2 separate regions of the Homo sapiens genome follow, and region 2 is linked to region 1. A link is a contact called in ENCODE Hi-C data. All regions are on one chromosome and are shown on one strand. Each heading gives the region's core, a stretch centred on a gene start or an enhancer-like site at or near the end of the contact. The rest is flanking DNA. Distances are from core to core; before and after follow the strand shown.

Region 1 (6,483 bases), core at 1,314-3,813:
TTCTGCATGATGAATACTTAGACCATTCCAGTGCATGATTCTCCAGCACCCACGGTGGACTATGTCTTCTTACACAGAGTCTGAAGGGATGAAACCCTTCTTGGGGGTTTAACTACTAGTAGATGAAACAGACTTCTGAGGATTCTGAGTTGAACAATTTAAAGTGCCTTTTTTCCCCTCACCTTGACTGACACAGCAAATCATGTAGCCCACACCCTAGGGTACACCTGACCAATTTAAAATCCTTAGTTTGAGTAATTATGGATCACAGAAACCTTCGGGTTTTATTTTAGCTAATTAGGGGAGTCTGCACCATTGCTAACACTCCCGTTGTGCCTGGATTAATATCACAGGTGAGGTTAATCTATAGCTAAGCCCAAAGAAAAAGCAGCCTGGCTATCTAAGGTAGATGGTCATGCCAGGGAAATCATGGGGCATGACTCCAGAGAGGCTTTCAGATCTTTTTGAAAATACTTTTAATTGTCATTGTCCCTTTTTTTTTTTTTTTTTTTTTTTGAGATGGAGTTTTGCTCTTGTTGCCAGGGTTGGAGTGCAATGGTGCGATCTCGGGTCACTGCAACCTCCGCCTCCTGGGTTCAAGCGATTCTCCTGCCTCAGCCTCCCGAGTAGCTGGGATTACAGGCATGCACCACCACGCATGGCTAATTTTAGTTTTTAGTAGAGATGGGGTTTCCCCATGTTGGGTCAGGCTGGTCTCGAACTCCTGACCTCAGGTGATCTGCCAGCCTTGGCCTCCCAACGTGCTGGGATTACAGGCGTGAGCCACTGTGCCTGGCCTTAATTATCATTGTCTTGCATCATTCAGGTTCTGTTGTCCAGAGAGCTGAATGCTTTTATGTAGCCTCTGGTTTGACAAATGGTGAAACAAATGATTCAAAGAAAAAATGAGAAGAAATGAGGCAGACTGATACTCAAAATGAAAACCAGATCTCTGTACATGGAAAAATGGAACTGTGTTTTCAAGAAAAGCCAATGACAGTGGTGAAGATCTGGACAATCTTGGAGGGTCTTTCCTGCACCTTTAGTTGAGGGAGACCAGAAGGCAGATAATGAGAATTAAAAAGAGAAGCTCCCACATTCCTAGGTGACGATGGATTGCCCTGTAACCACGGTAACAACGAATCCCCAGAACCTGTGTGACACTCATTTAATCTATTAATGAAACTCCCTTGGTAACCATTCTAACAGACACATGCCAGTAGGTACATTTCATAGCTAAAGGTCTACCATTCCTAAACACTGCTGCCTCTGAAACACCACCAGTCCACGAACTCAACACCTCCCAAAGCCCCTTATGCATCAGCCATGAGCTTTGTTCAGAGACTTTGCCATACAAGCACAGTTCTCCCTTGTTTAACCAGAAATAAATTCAGTTTTTGTTTCATGTAGTGAATGCAGGCATCTTCCACCAAAGCAGCTTATGGATATACAAGAAAATGTAGTTATTCAAATTCTCTTTTTCTCTCTTTTTAATGCAAATGATAGCTTACTATACACCACGTTTTGCACCTTGATTTTTTTCAATTAAAAATAAACCGTGGAGATCGTCCGTATTATCAGCAGCGATCTGAAGCGCAGGTTTGTTGACACCCCGTGCTGATGCTCTCTCCACATCTTTACTAGAAAATTTTGCAAGAAAGAGGGTAGTAGAACCACTTTCTCCTCTAAGTGTTGACAGCAGAGAGCTTTGAGTTTTTGAACCCTCTTCAAGAAATGAAAAGGCTCTTAGGGAGAGCAGTGTATCAGTTACAAGCACATTCTCTGGGGGTATAATTCTTGGAGATCTACTGTTAGCTAGGAAATTTAGAATTTATGACCTCTTTGAATCTCTGTTTTCTGACCTGTAAAATGGGGATGAGAATAATAGTATCTACAATAGAAGGTAGTTCTGAGGATTAAATAATGATGGAAAGTGCTTAGCACAGCTTTCTGGTGTGTCGTAAAGGCTTAATAAATACAGATGAAGGTTCTGATGCTGATGAATATGTAGGGAGATGCCTAGGGGATGTGTGGCACTTCTTGCACTACCAGTGACCCCCTCTAGAGGGAAGCAGAAACCAAAGAAGAGGGCCCTTGGGTTGTCCCCAGTGGGTATGAACTTCAGGTCTCTAGTGACCCCATTGCACTTTGATCAGAAGAAAGATGAATGAGGTCAAACAGGAAGGCTTCTGGCGCTGCGGGCGGGGGTGGGGGAGGTCATTCAGCACAGGTGGAGACTGGGACCCAGAGAGAGAGAGAAACAGTGAGGTTAGAGCAAATGAAGGATGGGGATTGCTTCTTGGAGCAAAATGAATAGGTGTCCAGGAGTGGTGGGGACATTGTGCCTTTTAGTACAGAAAAATTATCACCTCCCGCCCTTTGGTTTAAACTGTGAGCCCCACTCACCTGCAGCTGGCAGAGTAGACAGAAGGCTGTCTGTGATGTCACAGAGCTGGGGAACCAGGGAATGTTGGGGCTGGGATGTTTGGACTGGACCACAACAGCGAGGAGGAGGGAGAAGTTCTGCTGAGCACGATGCCATGCTGGCCACCAGACTGTATACTGGGGCACAAGTCCTGGGGCCTCAGGAAGCACCTAGAGGATGGCCAGAAGGGGGCAGTACAACACTGGATGCTGTAGATCTGGGTGCCATTCTGTCTCTGTCCGCCCACTGGGTAGTAACCTTAGGCAAAGTGACTTCACGCTCAGGTTCTCCCTCTGCAATATGGGAATAATAATAATTTTTTTTTCTTTTTTGAGACAGAATCTCACTCTGTCACCCAGGCTGGAGCACAGTGGTGCAATCTTGGCTCACTGCAGCCTCCGCTTCCCAGGTTCAAGCGATTCTCATGCCTCAGCCTCCCAAATAGCTGGGGCTACAGGCATGCACCATCACGTCCGGCTAATTTTTGTATTTTTAGTAGAGACAGGGTTTCACCATGTTGGCCATGCTGGTCTCGAACTCCTGACTTCAAGTGACCCCCCCCCCCCCACCCCACCACCTTGACCTCCCAAAGTGCTGGGATTATAGGTGTGGCCTTCGCCTGGCCAGGAATAATAATAATTATATGTCCTGTTTGCATTTTTAAGTATTAAATGAAATCAGGTAAACATTTAACATGGTATCTAGATGTAGTAAGCACTTTAAGAAAGGGTAGTTATTAATAACATATGCAAAAATGAAGTGACATTTTCTTCCCTATTTATTTTTCAGAAAAGAAGGAATCACTTTGTATTGGAGTCCTGACAAAATCTCTCAGCTTATGGGGCACTCTTTCCATTCCTTTATTTAGGACAACCAAGTACTATTCATATATGGGGAAGCCACATTGGATTAACATGTTCTCAATCAGTGCTATCATTTGATGCACAGAGAGGTCACTGGATACAATAGAAACAGAAGAAAGCAAAGGAATTCAGCACAGCTGTGGGGTCATTCATGTGGTTGGGGCGGGTGATGTGACTCCACAGCTGTGCTGAATTCCTTTAATAAATATTTGATGGTGAGTTAAACAGCCTTTGAAAGCTCACAGGTAAAGCCACATTCTTTTTTTTTTTAAATTATACTTTAAGTTCTAGGGTACATGTGCACAATGTGCGGGTTTGTTACATACGTATATATGTGCCATGTAGGTGTGCTGCACCCATTAACTCATCATTTACATTTGTTATATCTCCTAATGCTATCCCTCCCCTCTTCCCCCCACCCCACGACAGGCCCCGGTGTGTGATGTTCCCCGCCCTGTGTCCGATGTTGCCCGCCCTGTGTCCAAGTGTTCTCATTGTTCAATTCTCACCTATGAGTGAGAACATGCGGTGTTTGGTTTTCTGTCCCTGCGATAGTTTGCTCAGAATGATTAAAGCCACACTCTTAAATGGTAATTGAAGGTTCTCCATTTTGGCTGCAAGTGAGATTCACTTGAAGTGTTTTTAAAACAAAGAATACCTGGGGCCTAACCCCAGATAAATTATAATTTTGGTAGGGTGTGGAAACTGGGTAGCAGTATGTTTACAAAAATTTCCAGGTGATTCTTGAGTATAATCAAGAACTGCTGAATTCCATTGTGCAGGTCATTATATACAGGTAAGCGGTGGTTCTCAGATCAGGCTGTATATTAGAATCATGGGAGGAGCTTTAGAAAATGCCACTCCTAGCACCTGCTCCCAGTCAGTAAAATCACTATTTTGGGGGCAAGGGCCCAGGTGTCGATAGATTTTACAGCTCCCCAGTTGATTTTAATTCGCAGCCAGCATTAAGAACTACTGATTTATAGAGGTTTTTTTTTAATCATAAATTTCATTGATGTGATACAAATGGATCCTTTTTAGCTTGGGATGAGCTTTTCAGGAACAGCATTATTTATATACAGATTCAAAAGCATTATTTAAAAAATAACTTAGAAATGAAGATAATATATTCTGAAAACCTGTGCTAGATGAGGTTAAAGATGTGTATGAAGCATTTGAATGAAATTGTTTCAGAAAATGAAAGATTGAGGATAGTGATATAGTTTGGCTGTGTCCCTACCCAAATCTCCTCTGGATTTGTAATCAAAATTGTAATCCTCACGTCGGGGGAGGGACCTTGTGGGAGGTCATTGACTCATGGGGGTGGTTTCCCCCATTCTGTTCTCCTGATAGTGAGTGAGTTCTCACGAGATCTGATGGTTTTATACGTGGCAGTTGCTCCCGCTCTCTTCTCTTTCACCTGCTGCCATGTAAGATGCGACTGCTTCCCCTTCTGCCATGATTGTAAGTTTCCTGAGGCCTCCCAAGTCATGCAGAACTGTGAGTCAATTAAACCTCTTTTCTTTATAAATTACCTGGTCGTGGGTATTTCTTTATAGCAGTGTAAAAACAGACTAATATGGATAGCAACACAGGTATTTCCAAATTAATGTATTTTATATAATATGCTCTGGCAAACACATATCAGGTACTGACTACTTATAAGTTGATGCTTGATTATTTCACCCATAGCACTAAATGTGTATATATTCAAATTGGAGAAAATACTTAAAATCTTTGCATAAAGAAACTGCCTTCTGTTTGGGGTGGTTTACCATTCAAGCATGTATGGTGTGATTACTTTCTTCTCTTTGGGTCTGGGAGGGGAGATGGGCCAACAGGCTTCTGTATTAATTTCTGGTTCAGGTAGGGAATAATGAAATCTTGACCTGATGCACTGGGCTAAGACAAATGGGTGGATTTTTACTCTGGTGATTTCACAGTGGGTAAGTTCTGGGGTCCGAGTACCTGGGTGGGACGCTTGCCTTCCTAACTTAATGCATGACCTGGGCCATAGCCATTAACCCCTCTAATTCTCAGTTTCCTTAACTTTAAAATAGAAATAATAATAGAGTTGGTGTGAGGAGTAAATTAGACCAGCCATGGAAAGCTGTAAATGTAGTGCCTGCTAGAGAGGCAGCACTCAATAAATTTTCCTTATTATTATCTGGTGTTGAGAGTGAAGGATTAGCTTTCACACCTGTGGATGTGAAATCAGGGAATTCAATTTAGGTTTTCAAAAGTTTTATTTTGTTTATTTTTATTTTTATTATTTATTTATTTATTTGAGACAGATTCCCGCTCAGTCGCCCAGGCTGGAGTGCAGTGACTCTATCTCCGCTCACTGCAAGCTCTGCCTCCTGGGTTAACGCTGTTCTCCTGCCTCAGCCTCCCGAGTGGCTGGGACTACAGGCGCCCGCCATCACGCCCAGCTAATTTCTTTCTTTCTTTTTTTTTTTTTGTATTTTTTTTAGTAAAGACGGGGTTTCACCGTGTTAGCCAGGATGGTCGCGAACTCCTGACCTCGCGATCCGCCCGCCTCGGCCTCCTAAAGTGCTGGGATTACAGGCGTGAGCCACCGCGCCCAGCCTTGTTTTTAAATAAAGTCTCGATCTGTTGCCCAGGCTAGAGTGCAGTGACATGAACTCGGCTCACTGCAGTCTTGACCTCTTGGGCTCAAGCCATCCTCCCACCTCAGCCTCCCGAGTAGCTGGAACCACAGGCACACACCACCACGCCAGGCTAATTTTTAAATTTTGTGGAGAGGGGGTCTTGCCATGTTGCCTAGGCTAGTCTCAAACTCCTGTGCTAAAGCAATCTTCCCACCTCTGCTTCCCAAAGTGGTGGGATTATAGGCTGAGCCACTGTGTCTGGCCCAAAACTTTATTTTGAAATAATTACAAATGCACAGAGAGTTACAGAGGTAACTTTGTAGCTTTCTCTCTTTAGAGAGAAACAAAGAGGTAACTTTGTAACTTTCTCTCTGCAGACAGTTCCCATGAACCCATCCCCCAGCCTCCTCCAATGTTAACATCTTGCCTTACTATATTACAAGATCAAAATCGGAAATTAACATTGGCCCAATCTACAGAGCTTATTCAAAGTTCAGTCGTTATTCAAGTACTCATTTGTGTGTGTATGTGTATAGCTGCATGAAATTTTATTACATGTGTAGCTTCGTGTAACTACCACCAC
Region 2 (6,483 bases), core at 1,195-3,694, 520 kb after region 1:
AAAATATGGGTCTATAGGGCAGTATTATGCAGAATGAGTAGTTTCTTTCCATTATTAGCATAAGCCATACTCTGAAGCTATTTCTGAGACAGTCATCCTTTTCTATGTGGGTCAATGTTCCTGCAGCATGGACTTCCTTCTGGGAACAAAGCATCCTTTAGGATCTTCCTTAATCATCCTCATCAGTGTAATATGTTGCTTCCTGTCCAACTGTGCCCCATTTCCATAGGCAATTTATCTGTATCCATAGAGACACCAGAGATCTGCTTCTTACTTCAAATGTTTCATATCTAGGTTATTCTTCCTGACATGTGAGTCCAGGGCACAAGTCTAAAGCTCCCACTTACACAGCCCAGAGGGACTGAGCCCTGCTTTCCACAGTCAGGTCAGGAGCACACTGACTCCTGACTGTGGAAAATTTGTCTGTGTGCTAAGTGTAAACAGATGTCCCCAGCTGCCGGATCCTTTGGCCATATGAAACCAATCACCAACTCTACACAAACATGCATCATCAGGCTAAAATCTGAAGGTGCAATGAACTCACCCTGCTTCCCATAGGACAGTGGGTGAGTAGAGGCTGTGGGGAGTTTGGTCAGAGCAGTCCATCTAAGGGCAAAATTTGTGTGGTTTAATGAGATGAAAGTGGTGAAGCGGGGCCAAAGGAAGTGCAGCTCAGAGTTAGGATAGATACTGGTTCAATATCATCTGGACACTTTCAACCCTGTACACATGGGGGCACTAAGGTTTGGGGGTAGAAGTGACTTCCTCATGATCTCATAGCACTCTAGTGATTCCCTCAGGGTTTAATCACAGATCAGAATGCCCAGGCCAGTACTCATTCCATTATGTAAGGCTGCCTATGACACTGGCTTTCCCTTGAGCTTCTTCATGTGGAGTCCTTGCATCTCTTATGTTTTAAATCCTGGCAGTTTTGGATTGACTTTTCTAAGCCATGTGAACTTTCCTAAAGGATAAAAATGATGATGCCATTGATTGTGGGTTAATATTAGGTTAGCCTAGATGTTCTATGTACTTAATTGCATTAATAGCCCTAACGTACCATGAAGTAGGTCTTCTATTTTAAAGAAGAAGAAGCTGATACTCAGAAATGGAAAGAGGGTTGCCTAAGGACACAGCTTTTAGATGGCACAGCCTGAATTCACATCAAGACAAGTTCCAAAGACATAGTTTAAAGAATCAACGAAGTTATACTGAGGCATCTGATTGACAATATAAGATGGCTGCATGATTAATATTATTTATTCACTTAAAAGAATTTATTGAGCATTTATTATGTGTCTGGCAGTATATGTGGTTTCAAAGTTGAGCATGACATTATTCTATTAAGAAAACAGTGTAGTGGTGGAGTTGGAAATACAAACAAACCCCTCATTTATGTTGAAGCAATTGTTAAATGGATGATTGATCAGGTATAATTGGAATAGAGTAAAAGGAGTGCATCAGTTTGTCTAAAGGGTAAGAGATGGTTTGTCAGAAGAGGTGACACTTTTCTATCAAATAGGTGAGGATGGAATTCAAAGCAGAAGTTGACAGTCTGTTTAGAGAAGTGAAAACAGAACAAATTATGGAATTGTGGAATACTTAGGGAAATACAGGTCATTAGGTATTGTTAATTTGTTAAAATATAAGCAGGGAAGCTAAAAAGATGATATTAAATATACAGGTTACAAGGACCTTATAGGTTTTACTAAGGGAGTTAGAATTGTTCTCTGAGGGCAATTGGAAACCATGGATTGGTTTTAAACAAAAAACGCATGATGGACGTATTGTTTAGGATTGGATTTGATTGTTAGTAATGTGAAACTCTAAATTAATACTGGCCTAAAAACAGTAGGAGTTTGTTTTTCATCTAAAAGTCTGGCGTTACATAGTCGAGGATTAATATGATGGCTGTTTAGGAATTCAATATTTTTTCAACCATCCCCGTATGTGACCTTCAGACTCACATTCTAAACCTATAATCAGGGCAACAAGGTGGAAACAATGGTAAATAAGAAGAGAGTTACACAGAGGTACCAGTGTTCTTTTAAGGAAGGTCCTCAGAAGCTTGCACAAGACACTTCTGCTTTTATCTTATACATCAGAACTTAGTTACATGTCTACACTCAGCTGCATTAAAGGTTGGGAAATACAGTCTTTGCTCTGGATGGTCAAGAGCCCATATAAAAAATCAGGCTTTGTGGTTTTCTGCTAGAACTGAAGGATGGATATTGAGGCAAGTTATCAGTAAGTATTTTCATATTAAAGAGATCACTTTAATAACTCTGTGGAAGATGGACAAAGATATAGGGAAGACACTGAAGATATGAGACTGAGGCTGGTGATAACCATGAGGCTGGGGAATGCTTTCCCTTTCAAATGACCTAGGCTTTGCCCAATTAAGGAAATTACTGTCTTAGAGTTACTTCTTTTCTATTGAGTCAGAGGTAGATATATGTCTCCTTCAGCAAATGAGTCATACCCAAGGTTGGGTAAACTTGTTTAGATATGCAGAGTGAACCACGATATGAACCTGGTTTGGACTGTATCCTTCACAGACTTAAAACTCTGCTCATCATTCTTGTGTCCTCAAATAGCCAGATCAGATTTTTTATTCTGATTTTCTATAGAGCTAAGATAGGTAAGAGGAAGTTTCTATCCATTTCATTCTGGTTAGCTGAGTTAACATGTTTTGTCTGTTAAATATTCATGGAATTAGGATAAGAACATGAGTTTTAGAACCAAGAAAAATGGGAATGAAAAACTCAGCTCTGGTACTAATCCCAGGTTGTCTGGTTTGTGAGTTAGTCCTGATCATCACCACACCATATGGCATCCTCTGGCTCTTGGTTTACTTTTCCCTCTTCCTTAAGCTGTTCATTTTCAAGTAACATGGGGAAAGTCACACCAGTCTTACTGAGTATCCCTAAAAAATGGAGGCAGAAGAATGGACTTGATGATAGAAAAATTTATTCTTGGGCACTAAGCGTGCTCAGCTGGCTATGTCTACCTCCATACCTCCCCTTTAATATTTTTCTCCTGGCCCAACAAGTATGTCCAGGGCCCTATAAAGGAAATAATCCAGCATATGTCTAATGTTGGCTCACCCAGTCCTCATCAGCTTTGAGCCATCTCACTTTGCTTCTAATATTCCTAAAGCCCCTCTTCTTCAGAGTCCCTACTCCTCTATTTTACTCAGTTTCTCTTGATTCTATATCATGGCTTCATTCTTCTCTACAGTGTTTCTAGGAATACGAAAGAGTAGGGATGTTGTCTGAAAACTCCAAGGTTGAGATATAACATACTGTTTAATAACAGAGATGCTGAAATCAAACTGGTATGAATTTACATCTTTCCCTTACTACTATTAATTCTGGACCTTAAGTAAGTTGTGTACCTTTTTCAAGTTTCCTCATCTGTAAGAAGGAGGACAATAATAATTCCTATCTTGTATGTTATTGTCAGAATTTAATGAGTTAACAAATATATGTAATATATATGTTTTATATATATATACACATTTTGGTTTAGTGTTTGGCATATAGTTAAGTACAAAATAAATATTAGCTATTGATATTAATTTTGGGGTTGGAGGTCAAGAAATAAGGCTGGAAAGTTGGGAGGCTCCATTGTGAAGAGTGACTTAATGATTAAGAAGCTGGATTTTGGGCAAGAAAAAAGAGGGGCTTTGGACAGGAGAGTGCATTCATTTTCTATTGCTGCCGCACAACATGAAACTTAGTGGTCTGAAACAACACAGACTCACAGTTCTGGAGATCAGATGTGTAACATGGTAGGCAGATTGCATTCCTCTGGTTTTGGGGAAGCCGTACCTTTCTCAGCTTCTAGAGGTTCTCCATATTCCCTGGCTGGTGGCCAAGCATATTCCGAATTCTGCTTCCGTTGCCACATCTTCGTGTCTGCCTGACTCTACTGTGTCTCTCTCACAAGAACTTTTGTCCCAGATAGTCCAGGACTATCTCCCCATCTCAAGATCCTTAATTTAATTACATTGGCAAAGTCCCTTTTGCCATGTAAAGTAACAAATTTGCAAGTTCTGGGGATTAGAATTTGGGCTTTGATGGAGGACATTTCAGCCTACCACAGAAAGTAACATGGCTGTCTGGGGATTTTCCAGGATAGCTTGTGAGATTAGAGTTAGGAAGGCCAGTTAAGATGCTGTTGTGAGAATGTGAGAATGCTGTTGTGAGAATGTTGTGGGGAATGTGAATGTAAGCATTAGGGGCAATCAGGACACTGGGGAGGAATGGCTGCTGAAGAACTAAAATCACCAAGACTTGGCTAATGAGATTAGGAGAAGGGCTTCTTTCTAGATTTCTAGCTGCAGGGACTTTCAGCTAGGGGATGGTGGTGTCAGCAGGAGCTGGCAAATACCAGGGGAGGTGACCGACACATTGACTAAGGCTTTCTGAGAAATCTTGCTTCCTGTAGCCTGCAGCCATTCGTTATAAAACACAGAGAGCAGTCTGGCCCAGAACAGAGTTTCCCACATTTCACTCATTCTTAACAACTTTTTCCAAACCTGTCTTTTTAATGTTTCAATTTCTGAATATTTTTCTTTAAATAGACTCCAGTAAAAGTAGCTTCATCCTAAACAATTAGTTTCACAAAACCACAACTCTGATATGCCTGGATATTTGGATGCACATACTATTCATACATACTCATTAAAATGGAAATGTATTTTTCCATGCACCAGCTAAAATTATTTCTCAAACCATCAGTGCTAAGCAAACCACATATATGCAAATGTCGGGGAAATGACAAAAACACAGACTGAGAGATTCAAACCTAGACTTGAGTGTATCACTTGAGTCCCTGGACTTTTATTTCCTCATATGTGAAATAAAGATAATGTCTAACTTATAATAACTTAGTTAGATAATTAGTGTATGGAAAATGCAAGGTGCCATATCTTATAACAGGAACCCAGCCTATTATATGCATTTATATTGTTGAATCTTGTGATGTTTTTTCCTTATATATTAAATAAGTCAGTCTTTTCATAAGACCTGTCAGTTAATTTTGATAAACACACTAGGGAATTCATCGTCTTTGCAGTCTAGGTGGCAAAGCAATTTTACTTACTGTTTTTTATTACCTCATGAGTCTTCTTTACTTCCAGGGTACTTCTTTACTTCCAGAGGAGGTATGGAGGTATGGAGGTAGACATAGCCAGCTGAGCACACTTAGTGACCAAGAATAAATTCTTCTATCGTCAAGTCCATTCTCCTGCCTCCACTTTTTAGGGATACTCAATAAGACTGATGTGACTTTCCCCATGTTACTTGAAAATGAACAGTTTAAGGAAGAGGGAAAAGTAAACCAAGAGCCAGAGGATCAAGTGACCACGAGGGGCTTAGGGAAGGCATTCATTCCTGTTGACTGTGCTAGGAGAACCCTGGGTCAGGAGATGCTGGACTCCTGGGGTAGAAAACCTAGTTCTTTTCAAAGATTTAAAGTAAAGTTTTGAGGTGGAAAGCCCTACTGTTTTCTGGACTATATTAGAATCATTCCTCTCCTCATGGCTGTGGATCATATTGCTTATAAAATACCAGCCTCGTGACCCATTTGAGAACATCACTGAAGGTCCACAAGATAGGAACAAATGGGTTTTAAAAAACACCCCAGGGTCTCTCCCTACTGAATCCCTACCCAGTCTAACAGAATTAGACTCAAAGCAGCATTTGCAGAAGATAGCCCTCTTTGCATGAGCTTTCCAATGATACATCTGGTTTTCCTTTTGAAAAAGGCCCTCAAACCTCATAAAACTGAAGTCCTTTGATTCAAACCACAAATTCCTTATAGCTAACCTCAGCAAAACTCCTTACACACTCTGAGTACTTAGTCCCTGTAACCCTTATTCCTCTTTTCTCTTCCATCTTCATTAAGTTAGTGGGAGCCAAGCTTACAAGGATAAATCTGATTGTTTTGTTCAATTCACTTCATATTAATAAAAATTATGGGTCATTTTTCTGCCTTAGACCTTTGCTTTAGAATAGCTACTATTTATTAAACTCTAACTATGGCCAAGTACATTACATAGCATCCCACTTAAACTTACAACAGGCTTACAAAGTAGGTGGTATTTTTCCAGTCTTTCCAATGAGGAAAGAGAAACAAGCAAACAAACAAAAGTTATTGTTTCATTGTCTTCCTGCTGCTAGATGATAGATCTAGTAATTCAAATCCAGTCGGTATAACTCCAAAGCCCTCACTTCTCAAGTTTGTCTCTCTATATAACAGATTCCTAAGAGTTAATTTTCAAATACGATTTGATATTTTAACAATTCCTCATTTGCCTCAGGCAATTGTTATCCTGATTATTGACTTCATGGTGATGACAATTATTGCTACTATGAATAACAGCTCTTATCCTCTAAGTGTTATACTGTGCATTTTATATACCTTGAATACAATAACTTCTTGAGGCAAGTATTATTATCTCCTTTTATAAATTTG

Evidence for each region. Hi-C counts contacts between places; a loop is a spot of excess contacts on that map. Pooled maps may share reads with other maps.
Region 2: a pooled map shows a loop between it and region 1 (4-fold over the local background). The contact joins the enhancer-like site here to the promoter of TEX48 in region 1. A Hi-C loop is called at or near these places in 1 of 168 maps with a recorded cell type or tissue (GM12878), 32 of 37 single-sample maps with no recorded cell type and 15 of 50 pooled maps.

What each region holds. Positions count from the first base shown.
Region 1 is chr9:114,679,629-114,686,111 of GRCh38, forward strand. It overlaps TEX48 (testis expressed 48), which reads right to left and starts at 2,564. Exons shown (of 5, transcript NM_001199233.2): 1 at 2,407-2,564.
Region 2 is chr9:115,202,892-115,209,374 of GRCh38, forward strand. All of the region lies in intron 1 of DELEC1 (deleted in esophageal cancer 1), which reads left to right. Among named protein-coding and RNA genes, the nearest start is that of DELEC1, 64 kb to the left of the region's middle. Within about 2 kb of position 2,445, at least 2 of the 41 ENCODE cell types and tissues checked have a DNase peak (open chromatin) inside an H3K27ac peak, as active enhancers do.